Linked DNA regions of Homo sapiens: region 1 is linked to region 2. A link is an interaction called in ENCODE POLR2A ChIA-PET data of the cell type or tissue named here. Cell type or tissue: A673. All regions are shown on one strand. Links, peaks and the distances in the headings refer to the core of each region. The heading gives the core; the rest is flanking DNA.

What was found. Peaks named below come from ENCODE experiments on the same cell type or tissue, not always from the same donor. Only the 100,000 strongest peaks of a DNase experiment are listed, where the experiment ranks them.
Region 1: POLR2A ChIA-PET joins it to region 2 with 5 read pairs; 1 of 35 experiments calls an interaction of 5 or more read pairs at or near these places.

Annotation. Positions count from the first base shown.
Region 1 is chr20:25,222,662-25,230,339 of GRCh38, reverse strand. ENTPD6 (ectonucleoside triphosphate diphosphohydrolase 6) reads right to left here. Exons shown (of 15, transcript NM_001247.5): 12 at 7,362-7,502; 13 at 6,183-6,239; 14 at 5,023-5,135; 15 at 2,265-4,841. The coding sequence ends at 4,743. It overlaps LOC105372579 (a long non-coding RNA gene), which reads left to right. Exons shown (of 3, transcript XR_001754564.3): 3 at 542-1,055. Among named protein-coding and RNA genes, the nearest start is that of PYGB, 22 kb to the left of the region's middle. RefSeq lists enhancers at 1-66, 6,488-7,249, 7,250-7,678 and a silencer at 6,256-6,437. In A673, for the core only: no CTCF peak of the experiment used is centred there; a DNase peak (open chromatin) is centred at 2,859.
Region 2 is chr20:25,577,498-25,585,175 of GRCh38, reverse strand. All of the region lies in intron 1 of NINL (ninein like), which reads left to right. Among named protein-coding and RNA genes, the nearest start is that of NINL, 4.2 kb to the left of the region's middle. RefSeq lists a silencer at 5,769-6,063. In A673, for the core only: no CTCF peak of the experiment used is centred there; no DNase peak of the experiment used is centred there; H3K27ac peaks cover 823 bases.

The DNA.
Region 1 (7,678 bases), core at 1,351-5,350, 350 kb after region 2:
ACGGAAACCTTTATCCACTGAATCAATAACAGGAAAATAATCAGAGGCTGTCAAAATGATAAAGCAGCAGTGAGGCCTAGAGGGAATTATTATTTCTCTCAACTGTGTAACTATTTTTGTAAGCATTACAAGCACACTGTTATGGAGATGGCTGATTCTTCAGTGGAGAGACCTGCCTTTGATAATGAGCACACGGCCTGATGTGATCAGTAAACATTCCTCTGGAAACACTTGCCACTTTGGGAGGTAAGGCAGCCCACTGTTTGGGTGTAGGAAGCCTGCAGAACCGCATCTGAGTGGGTCCAGGTAAGTCCCCAAGCTCCTGCAGGCCTGCTTCTCTCTCGGCGGCAGGGCGGAGATGCACGGTACCTACTTTGAGGCTGAGGATTCAATCTCTGACCACACAACGCACAGTCCAGTCCGCATCATGCCTGACACACAGCAAGCACTCCATAAACACGACTACCGTTATTCATTTACAATTAAGGAAGAAAGAGGTAAGTATGCTTACCTGACCATGATTTTCAAAATCATTTTCAAGCCGAATCCAAGAATCTGATGAGTGTGAAGACACTGGAAGAACCTGATCACGCAGGCTCCTTTCTCAAGCACCCCGATGCCCGCAGGTGAAGGGGCACATGCCAAGGACAAGCCCGCCTCAGCCCTGGACATCGTTCATCGCGCGAGTGAGCAATGCTTGAGTGAGAAACCTGACAGCGGTGTCCCCATAACTTCCACCGCCTCTGGAGCCACCCGGCAAAAGCCAGCGTCTGACAATCCTTCAGTAATAGTGAAGACACCTGTTATATTGCTGTCCAGCCAAAAGCTCCTTGTTGCAGGATGAACAGCCCCAGTTGTTTCAAACATGCCCCACATCTCATGGCCTCCACACAGGTCGTATTAAACACCTCTAACAGAGACTGCACGCCAAGTGTGGCTCCTCAAAGACCTTGCCTGGGGACTCTGCCACTGATGGCTGCGACCTGCACACTCCTGAGAGCTCCTTCCTGGAACTGCCTCATTTCTCTCATCATCCTTGATTTTTTGAGATGGAGTCTCAGTCTTGCTCTGTCACCCAGGCTGGAGTGCAGTGGTGCGATCTCTGCTCACTGCAACCTTCACCTCCCGGGTTCAAGTGATTCTCCTGCCTCAGCCTCTGGAGTAGCTGGGACTACAGGCATGCACCACCAGGCCCAGCTAATTTTTTGTATTTTTAGTAGAGACGAGGTTTCACCATGTTGGTAGGGCTGGTCTCGAACTCCTGACCTCGTGATCCACCCGCCTCAGCCTCCCAAAGTGCTGGGATTACAGGCATGAGCCACCACACCCGGCCATCATCCTTGATTTTATCCAAAAATGGTATTACCCTAGTCTGAATATCACATTTACCTTTTTTTTTTTTAATGAGATGGAGTCTCACTGTTGCCCAGGCTGGAGTGCAGTGGCGCGATCTCGGCTCACTGCAACCTCTGCCTCCTGGGTTCAAGCAACTCTCGTACCTCAGCCTCCCTAGTAGCTGGGATTATAGAAGCCTACCACTATGCCCGGCTTTTTTTTTCTTTCTTTTTTTGGTATGTTTATTAGAGACGGGGTTTCGCCATGTTGGCCAGGGTGGTCTCGTACTCCTGACCTCAAGTGATCCACTTGCCTCGGTCTCCAAAGTGTTGGGATTACAGGCGTGAGCCACCATGCCTGGCCACATTTGCCTTCTGATGACTCTGAAATGGTTCTAAAAATAAAATTCACCCTGCAACAATGATTTGTTGTGCCTGAACGTATTTAAAAATGTTAAGGTAGGGCATGGTGGCTCATACCTGTAATCCTAGCACTTTGGGAGGCCCAGATGGGCAGATCACCTGGTCAGGAGTTCAAAACCAGCCTGGCCAAGATGGCAAAACCCCATCTCTACTAAAGATACAAAAATCAGCCGGGCACAGTAGCGGGTGCCTGTAATCCCAGCTACTCAGGAGGATGATGCAGGACAACTGCTTGAACCTGGGAGGTGGAGGCTGCAGTGAGCCCAGATTGCACCACTGCACTCCAGCCTGGGTGACAAAGGGAGATTCTATCTCAAAAATAAATAAATAAAGTAATTAATTAATTAAAAAACAAGGCCAGGCACGTTTAGTTTCTTAACAAAAGTTAAGAAACTAAAATATAAAAATACCTTTTGGTTAACTTTTAAAACTATCTCTGTGGAGAAGCCTTCCTAATTATGACATGAAACCTAGAAGTCACAAAAAGATAAATTTTTGGACACGTTCTATCATAATGGGATAATTTCCTTAATAAATAAAGATCTACAATTAACAAAAAAATGATGACAATCTTATAGAAAATCGGCAAGGGATATGAACAGATGTTTCACGGAAATACAACTTAGATATACCCGATGAATTAGATCCATGCATATTAAAACTACCAGTTATCATTTTTTTAAATCTGCCAGAATGGCAAAGATTAAACTGGCTGTAGCTGTTAGGACATGGGGGAGGCCAGCACCGATGCTTGTCCAGTAGGATTGAAGGCAACGTGGCAACGTCTGCTTATGCCCTGAAACTCACTGCCCTGGGATCCTGCCATCCAAACACGGGGACTGCAGGACTGAGGCAGCTCAGTGGGCAGCAATGGGTGCTAAGTGATGTGGGGTACGCGGGCTGGGGTGGCATGTGGGGCGTGTGAGACCTGTCTGAGCTTGTCAATGCACACATCCTGAGGGAACAGAATTTTCAAGCAACCCTAGTTTGCTTCTTTTACGATGTGCACGTGTAGCTATTTTTGACAAATGAGAGCCTACTTCATTATCACAAAAGACACTCAGAGAGAAATGACTTGCATACTTTGCCGGGCCCAGAAATATTCCATGACTTATTTGGTGCACTTTTGGAAAACTTCCAGTTGTTTGCCTTTTTCAGGCATGAGGTCACCGACCTTCTTTAAATGGACCAAATTGATTTTGGCTTTACCTTCATGCGTCTGATTCTCAGCCTCCGGAGTTCTTTAAATATTTAAGCTGGTGGATATTATGGAAGTAAAGGCGCTGGTGGGGACCCAGCCCAGGCGGGAGGGAGGAAACTGTTCCTCTTTTTGTCTTTTGTCCTTTCCTGCTCTGTGCAGGCCTCCACCACGTGGCTCCATCAGCATTCGCTGCAGCCCTGGGAGGCCCTAGGGCCAGATCCTGTCCTCCTGTGACAGTTGGTTGGGGGGGGCTTCAGGCACAAGCACTCGGGATGTGGGCTGGTCTGCAGTTTCCCTGGCATGCGACACCTTTGGGACGCTTCCAGACCAAAACCAGATCCTTGCTGAACAGAATGACATGGGGACTTGCAGCTCACTCGAGGTTATGTGCCCAGGCCTCACCTGGCCGTGCTGTGGGCTGCTGGCCTGGCACAGGAGGAGCTGTGCTCAACAGACGCTGGGAGGGCCGGGGCCACCAGCCAGACCCTTCACCAGCCCCAGCCCCCAGGGGCCCTCCACTGCTGTGTCCTCGAGAGGGATGTCGACAGGACTGGAAATACGCCACCCCCTTTGGCAGCTTTTCTAAGGTTTAGTAAACAGGGATCTCAGGTGCCAGGTGGGCAAATGCTACTGTCGCTCAACGAGAGGAATCCCAGAGAAGGAGAAGCCCCTGTCAACCTTTTATTGGGAGTGGAACACATGAGGTTCAGCTCGTGCCGGGCACTGTACATTCACTGAAGCAGCTCAAGGGGCTCAGCCCCGACACTGACGCCACACTGAGCAGGATGCACGGCCCGGGGCTCACACTGTCCATGGAGGAGGTGGGGTCAGCCCGAGGTGGGCGGATGGTGGCCCGAGACACCGAGAGCTTGGTTCTGGGACTGTGGCTCAGCTGACCCGTGGCACAGCTGCACCTAAGACATGGCCCTGGCTAGGCGGGAACAGCTCACAGTAGCGATACATTCACAGGACACAGTTGGTGTCCAGAAAAGGGGGCTCAGAACACAGTTTCTACACAAGCACTTGGCACCCACACGACAGAGACGTCACTCAAGCAGCACAGCCACAAATAGTTTACAGCAGCTCATGCCCGGCATCCGCCCATGCTGGGAGACTCCCTGAAAGGTGGGCACCTGCCGTCTATGAGGAGGTGTCTCCCTCCATCATTAACCCCAAACCACACAATGTGTGAGGAGAGCAGGCCTCTGGGTGAACTCACACATTCATACCCAAGGAAGAGGCAAACACACTCAAGTCCAGAGTTCCCAGTGGTGCCGCCCAGACCTACTGTCCCGGGGGTGTTATGGCTGTCCCTCGGCTTCCCCAGAGCAGCCAGGACAGCCTGCACCGCCTCCCAGACTCTTGCAGGAAGGGGAGCTCTGCCCTGGGGAGGAAACTGACAGGCTGGGAGACAAGACTCCCATCGCAGGGACATGCACAGCAGCAGCCACAGCCCCGCGGACGGGGCATGGGGATGGGACAGGCAGGGAGCCACACTGCCCCCTCAGTGTGTGCCTGTGGTTCTGTCCTGGTCCTGCCCACTTGGAGCCCAGGCAGACAGGTGGCATTGAGCAGGGCCCAGGTCCAGACAGCCCTCTGGCCAGATGTGACTGGAAGAGGCTGATGCCAGGGCAGCACCAGGCCTTCTGCAAGTCCCAGAGCCAGTGTGCAGAAAGTGCCAGCACGGCCTGTGCTGTGGCTCCTCAGGATGAAGTCACGTCCAGGACAGGAGGGTTTATGCAGACACACAGACACTGCTGACGGGGACAGGGATGGCTCGGCCACTATGAGGCTGGACTCTTCTGTCTGTTCAGGGAGTCGATGTAATGAAAAATGGCCCCCAGAGCCCAGCTGGTCTCAACATTGTCAATTTTCCGAGTGAGCTTGAAAAGACAGAGAGGGAGAGGGGACCATCACACAGACAGGAAAGCCTTGTGCATCAGGAGGCTGTGGCTCCTTGGAAGCCAGGGATGGGCTGGGGGACATGACCCCAGCAACTGGAGAAGTGGTTCTAGGCCCCTCACTCCATAAAGGGGCTGGGGCGTGACCTGAGGGCACCCTTACCTTCAGCACTTTGCTCCTGGGAAAGCCGAACTCCTGGAGTAGCAGGCTGACGTAGGTGAGGTCCATGCATGAGAAGGGGCTGCTCTGCGGCTGTGTCTCCAGGGTCCGACACACTGGGGATGAGACACGTCCCTTCACGCTCCAGGTGACTCCCACCTGGGGGCGGAGGGGCAAGTGCAGACCCCAATTCCACCCACTACAGGCACCCGCTGGCTCCGCACTCCGGATTCACAGACAAGGCCGCAGCTGAGCGCAGAAGGCACCCAGTGCACAGCACAGGCAGGTGGGCGGCAACCCCGGCTGCCACTGGGTCTGGGCTCCAAGGGGATTTGCACGCCTGGTGTTAGGGTCATGGGCCAATGTCTCCCAAGCCACATTTCTACATCTAAGACCCTGGACACCTCTCCCAGGTGTCAAGCTGCATAAAACCTAAGCTTTCTGGGGAAAGAAAACACCAAAGCCAGCTCAGAACAATCCACTCCTGCTCTTGAGGAAGGACAAATCCACCAAGAGCTGTCCTGGGATTCTGCTCAAAGCCTTTTCCTGCTGTAGTTGTGGATACCCAGTGTCCATGGGCACAAATGGGAAAATGACACAAAAGCTTTAAAAAAGCCACTTTTGGGGGAGGGGAAGGGTAGTACTTTTTCTGGAAAGATGTACAAATTTGAGCTCTTTGGACCCACACATTGGGAAGGGCAACCAAGAGCAGGACATGTTCACCAAGGCTTGGCTGCTGGGCCAGGCGTGAAGGAGACAGTGGAGAGGCATAGTGTGTGGCACAGGGTCTGCTGGGCTGGTCACCTGCGACCCCGGGGACAGCCCTCCACCCCACATCCCAGGCTCCATTCTGTAGGGCCTTGGCTTCTTAAGGGTTGTGTGACAATCATGAACTTACTGGGACATCCCAGGGGAAATCACTCTTGGGGTTACCCTAGTAGCAGTAAAATGGCATCTGAGGAAGTGGAATCGAGGGACCCAGTTCCTCACGACCCCATGAGGGTGGGACAAGGACGGTGGTCCTTTCTCAGCTGGGGCCGAGGCCCCTGCCTGTGGCCATTGTTTAGGAGGGGCTACACCCAGGAGAGTCAGGGCCAGCGCCTGCGTCACGAGCATCACGGGGCGCCTGCCCCTGCTGAGATGGCCCCTGCAGCATCACTCACCGTACTTGGCTGCGATCTCGAAGTCCCCCACCACCAGGCTGCCTCCCTTCTCCGCATCTGTGGGAGACACAACACCCAGTCTGCAGGAGCACTGTGAGGTTGGCGATGCCACTGAGACGTGAGGCTGGCACGGGGAACGCCAGCCCAAGAGCCCCAAGGCACTGACTGGCTTCTGAGGCAGGCCCTCCAGCTGTAGGCGGCACTCACGTGCTCTGAGGACGGCTTCTGGGTGATGTGGTGTGGGGTGGGTTTGGGGGCTGAGAGGGTCACCCCACAACCCAACCCTGCAGTGTCCCCCGAGAAAGCTCACCAGGAACCCAGGACCCCAAATTGAGTAAAATTTTAAGTTAAGAAAAATAAAAGTAGAGAAATTGAAATGTTTCCTGAAGCCATAGAACTGAGCTCAGCAACAGTATTCTGGTATCAGTTTCCTAAATGTAAAAAAAAAAAAAAAAAAGTTCTTGAAAAATACACTGAGGGGTGGTTTATTGGTGGCCTTCCACCTTGACCACCCACCTTCCACCCAGGCCCAGTCAGTGGTAGCTTTGTCAGCACAGAGACCCGCCGGAGGCTGCAGGGCCCAGAGAGCCGGCACCGTGTCAGCTTATTTAAAACAGTAGTGTTCTTATCCGTACCACAGGCCATACATTCTGATGATCTCACCATGATAGTGACTCTGCAACCCCCTCCAGAGTTCCCACACAGCCTGACCACCACTAGCCTCAGCAAACTCTGAATACCTTTTTCCGCCCTAATCTGGCTTCCTGGGCTGTGCAGGGTGAGTCAGAGAGACTCCACATTCAGTGAGCTGATCCCTCCCATGGGTACAGGGCAGCCACCTGCAGGTCACAGGAGGCCTCCTGTAGCCAGGGCTGCAGGGTAGGGCAGAGTGGCTGAGTCTGAGACAACGTGGGCCAGTGCAAGGCAGGACCTGCCTTCCAGCAGGAACTGGAATCAACAGCAAGTCACCAGCCACGAGGTTTTACTGAAGGGCTCAAAGAACTGATCTTTTCCTACTCAGGATGAGACGCCTTCTCAAATCTGCTTCTGGCCTCCTGCAGGGATGTGACAACAGGGTTGCTTGCCTGCCACCAGCCCTCTGCCTCGGGGAGCACACGCCCTCCACCCCCGCCCCCTGCCGCCCCGACCTTCCTGCTCAGCCCATCCGGGCCCCCTTACCTATGAGGCCCACACCAGCTGCAAGGTCGTAATAGTAGGAGAAAGCATAGAAGTCCACATGCTTCACTTCCTCCGTCCTGTGCACTCTGTTTTGAAGGACCTCTGACACTCTGGCAGCACACAGCTCGTGCAGGCTTGCCGCTGGGGACAAGCACAAGGCTAGCGGTCAGTGGGCTCCGAGCACCCAGGCCTCACAGCTGCTTGGGGCCCCTCCCAGGGGACTTGAGACTCTGACCTGAATTGTCAGGAAAAGGCAGGTCCAGAAGCCTGTAAGACCCCACCCCAAGTTGGGGCTGCTCCCCGCACAGGTCAAAAGC
Region 2 (7,678 bases), core at 2,513-6,512:
CGCCGTGCGAACGAGGGCCCGGGTCCAGCACAGCCCCAAGGCTCGGCCTGAGGCGGGCGGCCTTGGCCGGGGCCCCCCGTGGTAATGAGCTACGCGGTGCCCGCCGCCTGCCCAGCGCGGGCCGTTTCTCCTGACGCCGCCGGCGTCTGGTCGAGGCCCAGGATTCCCTCCTGCCAGTGTGGCTGCGGCCCCCCACGGAGCGGGACCCGCGTTCGTGGCGCTTGGGACGGTTGATTGAAAGGGTGTAGAAGTCTGTTGCGAATTTTATCTGTTGTACTCGTTTTGCAGATTCGCCCCTTTCCTCCCGCCTGTGCGCGCAGTCACACACACCATGTGGGAGTCTCTGATCGCGTTGGGTTCATAATCATCGATCGTGCCTGGGTACTGATGCCCCATTGTTAGGAGCTCTGTGTGGGGCTGTATGTTTGCACAGGACTCACGTGAGGAAGGGTGGCCACGTTTCTTTCTGCTCTGTGAGACTTAGGCCAAGCCCTGGAACTAGGGAGGAGGTTCAGGAAGAGACCCATGAAGCTGGCGGGGCCTTGGAGAAGGGCAAGTGATTTTCAAGGTCAGTAGTAAGAGGGGTCATGAGTAATGGTAAGTTTCTTAGCGGCCTTTGCTGTGACTTCTAGGTTTTTCACACTGGACTTAAAATACTTTTAAAAGCAGAGTTTTTGTTCTTCTTGTTGTTGTTCTTGTTGTTGTTGCTGTTTTTGAAACGAAGTTTCACTCTTGTTGCCCAGGCTGGAGTGCAATGGCGCCATCTCGGCTCACTGCAACCTCTGCCTCCCGGATTCAAGCGATTCTCCTGCCTCAGCCTCCCGAGTAGCTGGGATTACACGCCCAGCTAATTTTTTGTGTTTTTAGTGGAGATGGGGGTTTCACCATGTTGGCCAGGCTGGTCTCGAACTTCTGACCTTCAGGTGATCCAGCTGCCTCGGCCTCCCAAAGTTCTGGGATTACAGGCGTGAGCCACTGCACCCGGCCAAGTTTTTGTTTTGTTTTGTTTTTGTTTTTTAATTTTATTTTACTTTAAGTTCTGGGATACATGTGCAGAACGTTCTGGTTTGTTACATGGGTATACATGTGCCATGATGGTTTGCTGCACCTATCAACCCGTCATCTAGATTTTAAGCCCCACATACATTAGGTATTTGTCCTAATGCTCTCCCTCCTCTTGCCCCCCACCCGCCCCGACAGGTCCCGATGTGTGAGGTGTGTGATGTTCCCCTCCCTGTGTCCATGTGTTCTCATTGTCAACTCCCACTTATGAGTGAGAACATGCGGTGTTTGGTTTTCTGTTCTTGTGTTAGTTTGCTGAGAATGATGGCTTCCCACTTTATGCATGTCCCTGCAAAGGACATGAACTCATTCTTTTTTATGGCTACGTAGTATTCCATGGTGTATCTGTACCACATTTTCTTTATTCAGTCTATCCGTGATGGGCATTTGGGTTGGTTCCAAGTCTTTGCTATTGTAAATAGTGCTGCAATAAACATACACGTTTATGTGTCTTTATAGTAGAATGATTTATAGTCCTTTGGGTATATACCCAGTAATGGGATCACCGGGTCAAATGTTATTTCTGGTTCTAGATCCTTGAGGAATCGCCACACTGTCTTCCACAATGGTTGAACTAATTTACACTCCCACCAACAGTGTAAAAGCGTTCCTATTCCTCCACAGCCTCTCCAGCATCTGTTGTTTCCTTGCTTTTTAATAATTACCATTCTAACTGATGTGAGATGGTATCTCATTGTGGTTTTGATTTGCATTTCTCTAATGACCAGTGATGATGAGCTTTTTTTTTAATATATGTTGTTGGCTGCATAAATGTCTTCTTTTGAGAAGTGTCTGTTCATTTCCTTTGGCCACTTTTTGATGGGGTTGTTTTTTTCTTGTAAATTTGTTTAAGTTCCTTCTATATTCTGGATATTAGACCTTTGTCAGAAGGGTAGATTGCAAAAATTTTACCCCGTTCTGTAGGTTGCCTGTTCACTCTGAAGAGTTTCTTTTGCTGTGGAGAAGCTCTTAGGTTAGATCCCATTTGTCAGTTTTGGCTTTTGTTGCCATTGCTTTTGGTGTTTAGTCATGAAGACTTTGCCCATGCCTATGTCCTGAATAGTATTGCCTAGGTTTTCTTTTAGGTTTTTTATGGTTTTGGGTTTTACATTTAAGTCTTTAATCCATCTTGAGTTAATTTTTGCATAAGGTGTAAGGAAGGAGTCCAGTTTCTGTTTACTGCATATGGCTAGCCAGTTTTCCCAGCACAATTTATTAAATAGGAAATCCTTTCCCCATTGCTTGTTTTTGTCAGGTTTGTCGAAGATCAGATAGTTGTAGAAAGCAGAGTTTGTTTTTTTTTTAAGTAGTTAAAACTCATCTGTTAAACAGAACACTGAATCAGCAGCCTAGCAGTTTTATGAACTGTGTGCAAGAATGCTTGTATATTAAAAGGAAAATGTTCAGGTGTTAGAGAAGCAGTCTACTTTCATGCTTGTCCCTTTTGTTTGACTTATACATCATCCATTAGTGGTTTAAATGATGACAGATTGAATTGATCTGTATTGGCAAATAAAAGTGGGATGTGTGTTTATGTAAAGTTCAGGTGCAATAAAAATTAGAGGATAACTCTTTTTTGTAGAATGAGAAAATAGCAAGCCTTCTCCAAGGAACTTGGACTTCAGATTTTTTCTTTTTAATGTAGAGCCGGGAGTCTTGCCCAGGGTGGTCTCCAACTCCTGGGCTGAAGTGATCCACCTGCCTCAGCCTCCCAAAATGCTGGGATTACAGGTATGAGCCACCACACCTGACCTCAGATAACATTTAACTCCATCAAATTGGAAAGAAAGCACTTTATAGAGGAATAGTTAGGACTTAAGCAAAAAGTTTTGTTTTTTGTTTGTTTGTTTGTTTGTTTTTGATATGGAGTCTCGCTCTGTCGCCAGGCTGGAGTGCAGTGGCGCGATCTCGGCTCACTGCTACCTCCACCTCCCAGGTTCAAGTGATTCCCCTGCCTCAGCCTCCTGAGTAGCTGGGATTATAGGAGTACACCACCATGCCCAGCTAATTTTTTTATTTTAGTAGAGACGGGGTTTCACCATGTTGGCCAGGATGGTCTCCATCTCCTGACCTCGTGATCCACCCCGCTCGGCCTCCCAAGGTGCTGGGATTACAGGCGTGAGCCACCACGCCTGGCCGGACTTGAGCAAAATTTAATTGAGCAGTTTATATTAACTTCAATGGAAACTTTTTCGCTAACTCATACTTATCCCATATGTTGTGATTTATAGGACTGCTCTAAGGTGGGTGAATTGATATGGTCATTTGCTAAGAGCATGTTGTAAGTCTTTTAATGTTTGGGTATCCTTTGAACATTTGGTGATGGAAAATAGAATAACAAGAATGGCAAAGTTCCAACAGTGTCTGTAGCTTCCCCTTTTACAGTGAGTTCAAGTTCCTTGGAGAAGGCTTGCTATTTTCTCATTCTACAAAAAAGAGTTATCCGCTAATTTTTATTGCACCTGAACTTTACATAAACACACATATCCCACTTTTATTTGCCAATACAGATCAATTCAATCTGTCATCATTTAAACCACTAATGACTCTTTTTAAGTTTTTTAGAAGATGGCACATGTGGCATTTGAGACTTAGAGCATGTGAGCGGGGCTCTGTGAGCACATTCTTTCTATGGTGGACATTTACCTTTGGATTTTTTTTTTTTTTAAACTGAGAAGGAGTCTCGCTCTGTCACCCAGGTTGGAGTGCAGTGGCACAATCTTGGCTCACTGCAATCTCTGCCTCCCGGGTTCAAGCGATTCTCTTGTCTCAGCTTCCTGAGTAGCTGGGATTATATGTGCCTGACCACGCTCAGCTAATTTTTGTATTTTTAGTAGAGACAGAGTTTCGCCATGTTGGCCAGGCTGGTCTCAAACTCCTGACCTCAAATGATCCACCTGCCTTGGCTTCCCAAAGCGATGATGGGATTGCGGGCGTGAGCCACTGCACCCAGCCTACTTTTGGATCTTGCCATGAGCAGGTAGCTACTAGATAGCTTTCCTCTTTCCTGGCACAAGACAGATTTGGAAGCAGGAAGCAAAAACAGGAGCAGTGTCTTGGCCTCACACCTGAACTGGCATGGCTTCCTAGCTGCAGGTAATAGCGTCCTCTGCCCTGGAAGGCATTTCCAGCGCTGTGGCCACTTTGCTGTTCCATTCCTTGGTTATTGTGTAAGTAGTTAAGCCGCGGTGGCTGTAACTGGAATCTAGGTTTGAGTTTAGCTTAGTCCTTGGCTTCAAGTGCAGATTAGGAATTCAGGCCCAAGGCCAAGACATTTGGTTACTCACAAGCTGAGGCCAAAAGTTTGGGTCATACTCTACCTGGAGCTATTTGGAGGCAGGCTTTCCTTCTCCCACCTTGGGGCAACTTTGAGCCTCCTGGATTCTGATTATTGTTGTTTGTGAATGGACAGACAATTTTCTGGGACAGAGGAGTCTTTTAGAGCATGGCTTGTATTTTCATCCTTTTTTGACCTAGGTTCAAGCATGCATCTGGCGCTGCCTGGTTGTACTTCCCTTTCTGAACCCGATTGTCTTTCCTTGGACTTCAGAAAGATAATGGAGCCTTCCATCATCCTCCAAGCGAGGTGACCCGTTTCCCTCAAGACTGCTGTATAGTCTCCCTGGAGTCGAAGTCATTTGTTAGTTTCTGAAACAGGAGAGCTCTCTAGGTACCTCTGAAGCAATCAAGTTTGAGAACCTCTAGGATATACCAATTTTTGTGCATTGATTGTTACTTTGTATCTCATAAGGGGCAATCATTACATTTTTTTTTTTTTTTTAGGTGGAGTCTCACTCTGTTGCCCAGGCTGGAGTGCCATGGCGCAATCTTGGCTCACGGCAACCTCTGCCTGCTGGGTTCAAGCAATTCTCCTGTCTTAGCCTCCTGAGTAGCTGGGATTATAGGTGTCCACCTCCACGCCCAACTAATTTTTGTATTTTTTAGTAGAGACGGGGTTTCACCACGTTGTCTACGCTGGTCTCGAACTCCTGACCTCAGGTGATCCACCCGCCTCGGCCTCCCAAAGTGCTGGGATTACAGGCTTGAGCCACCATGCCCAGCCCACACATCTTCTTATAACCTTATTTTTGGATCTGCTTTGTTGAGTAAAGTAACAATTTTGGTTTGTTGGAGTTTCTAAGAGTGGTCAGAGACCTGAGGGGCAATCACTCTTCAAAATCTCTCAGTTTTTAAGCCTCTGGTAAAGAATTTTACATTTGTAGAGTATATCAGTTAGGATATTTTAGCCACTAGTGTTGGAAAACCCAACTCAGTCTGGCTTAAATAAACAGGGAGTTCACCGAAGACCTCAGGATGGGCTGCTCCATTGTTGAAGTGGCCCTGAGGGACGCAGGTGGCTTCTCTTCTGCACACAGCCTCTCACATCCATGGAGAGAGGGAGCTTGGCTTCTGTGGCTTCTGTGCCTCTCTGAAGAATGAGGAGTGACAGCTGGTGCCCCCAGCCAGGGTAGTGGAGTCCTGGGCCATTTGAACCAGTCACCAGGAGGCCTCCCCCGGCTGTCTCCAGAGGCAGGGTGGCGTGGGGGTGTGGGGACAGGAAGGACAGGCTTTTGGGTGCCTGGTCCGTGGGGGCTGTGTGAGCCTCACCATAAGGTAGCGTGTCACCTGTGCCCAGTCCCCGTGCATGACTTGTGCACTGGTTGTGGCTGCCAGAAATGGAGCTCAGGTCTCCTGGTGTTTTGTTTTTAAATTTTGAATGAGCATTCAGTAGGTGCCAGGCACTGTTCTCAGTGTTTTTGTTAAATTCTTTCACGGAGTACTCATAGCAGGAGGCTGAGCCGGGGTGTACTGTTGCCCCCATCTCACACACAGAGAGTGCGAGGGTCAGAGAGGATAATAACATACTCAGGGTCACATGGAGGTCAGGGGTGCTCCGGTCTGGAGAGGCTCTGCAAATTCCATGTCCCCTGCTGTGCCTCCCAACACAGTGGGGTTTCCAACATCCCTTACTGCCTCCGAGGGACTATATCATTTCTTTACCTTAACAAGAAGATGAGGTATTTTCAGTGCTAGAGAAAAGCTGTGACTTATGTGATCCTGTCTACACATGCTGGTTGAGAAGCAGTATGAGGACTGTTAGCTCAAAGTCCCATTTTTATTTTATTTATTTATGTTTTAGAGACAGGGTTTCACTGTGTTGCCTGGCTTGACTTGAACTCCTGGGTTCAAGCATTCTCCCACCTCAGCCTCCCAAGTAGCTGGGACTACAGGCATGTGCATGACTCCATTTAATTTAATTTAATTTAATTTTGCTTGAGCTTTACTGCTTGATCAAATTCCTTTTTTTTTTTTTTTTTTTGGAGATGGAGTCTCGCTCTGTCACCCAGGCTAGAGTGGTAGTGGGCGATCTCCGCTCACTGCAAGCTCCACCTCCCAGGTTCACGCCATTCTCCTGCCTCAGCCTCCTGAGTAGCTGGGACTACATGCGCCCGCCACCATGCCCGGCTAATTTTTTCTATTTTTAGTAGAGACGGGGTTTCACCGTGTTAGCCAGGATGGTCTCGGTCTCCTGACCTCATGATCCACCTGCCTCAGCCTCCCAAAGTGCTGGGATTACAGGTATGAACCACTGCGCCCAGCTAATCAAATTCCATTTTTAAGCAAGAGTATTAAGGACTTAATGAATTGTGCTTTGCTTTTTGTGGCTTTGTGTGCGTGTGTGCGCCCATGGAAATAACATTTCAGGGCCGGGCGAGGTGGCTTATACCTGTAATCGCAGCACTTTGGGAGATTGAGGCGGGCAGATCACTTGAGGTCAGGAATTTGAGACCAGCCTGACCAACATGGTGAATCCCCGTCTCTACCAAAAATAGAAAAATTAGCCAGGTGTGGTGGGGCACACCTGTAATCCCAGCTACGCCAGAGGCTGACATGGAAGAATCGCTTGATCCTGGGAGGCGGAGGTTGCAGTGAGCCAAGATTGCGCTACTGCACTCCATGGGCGCCAGAGTGAGATTCCGTCTAAAAAAAAAAAAAATCACGCCTGTAATCCCAGCACTTTGGGAGGCCGAGGCAGGCAGATCACCTGAGGTTGAGAGTTCAAGACCAGCCTGACCAACGTGGAAAAACCCCATCTCTACTAAAAATACAAAATTAGCCAGGTGTGGTGGTACATGCCTGTAATCCCAGCTACTCCATAGGCTGAGGCAGGAGAATCTCTTGAACCTGCGAGGTGGAGATTGCAGTGAGCCGAGATCGCGCCATTGCATTCCAGCCTGGGCAACGAGAGTGAAACTCCATCTCAAAAAAAAAAAAAAGAAAAGAAAAGAAAATATTTCAGAAAAATGAGTCTGTTCCTGGGACTAGGACAGTAGTAAGCCCCGAGCTTCTGCTGGCCCCACACAAAGAGGGGTGGTGGGCTCCCCCGCCAGGATGGACCTCACAGGAGCTCTATTCACAAAGAGGACCTCCAGGTTCCCCTTAGAGTCATGGGTGGTGTCAGACCCTAAACATGAGAACCAGCATCAGTCAATATAGTGCAATATTCACTAACTTGGAGTTTTCGTTTCAAGGGCATAGGAATGTAGTAAACAGCTATTAATTATTTAAAAATCAACAGGGAGAGTCTGCTCGGTGCAGATTTTGAGTAGGTTGT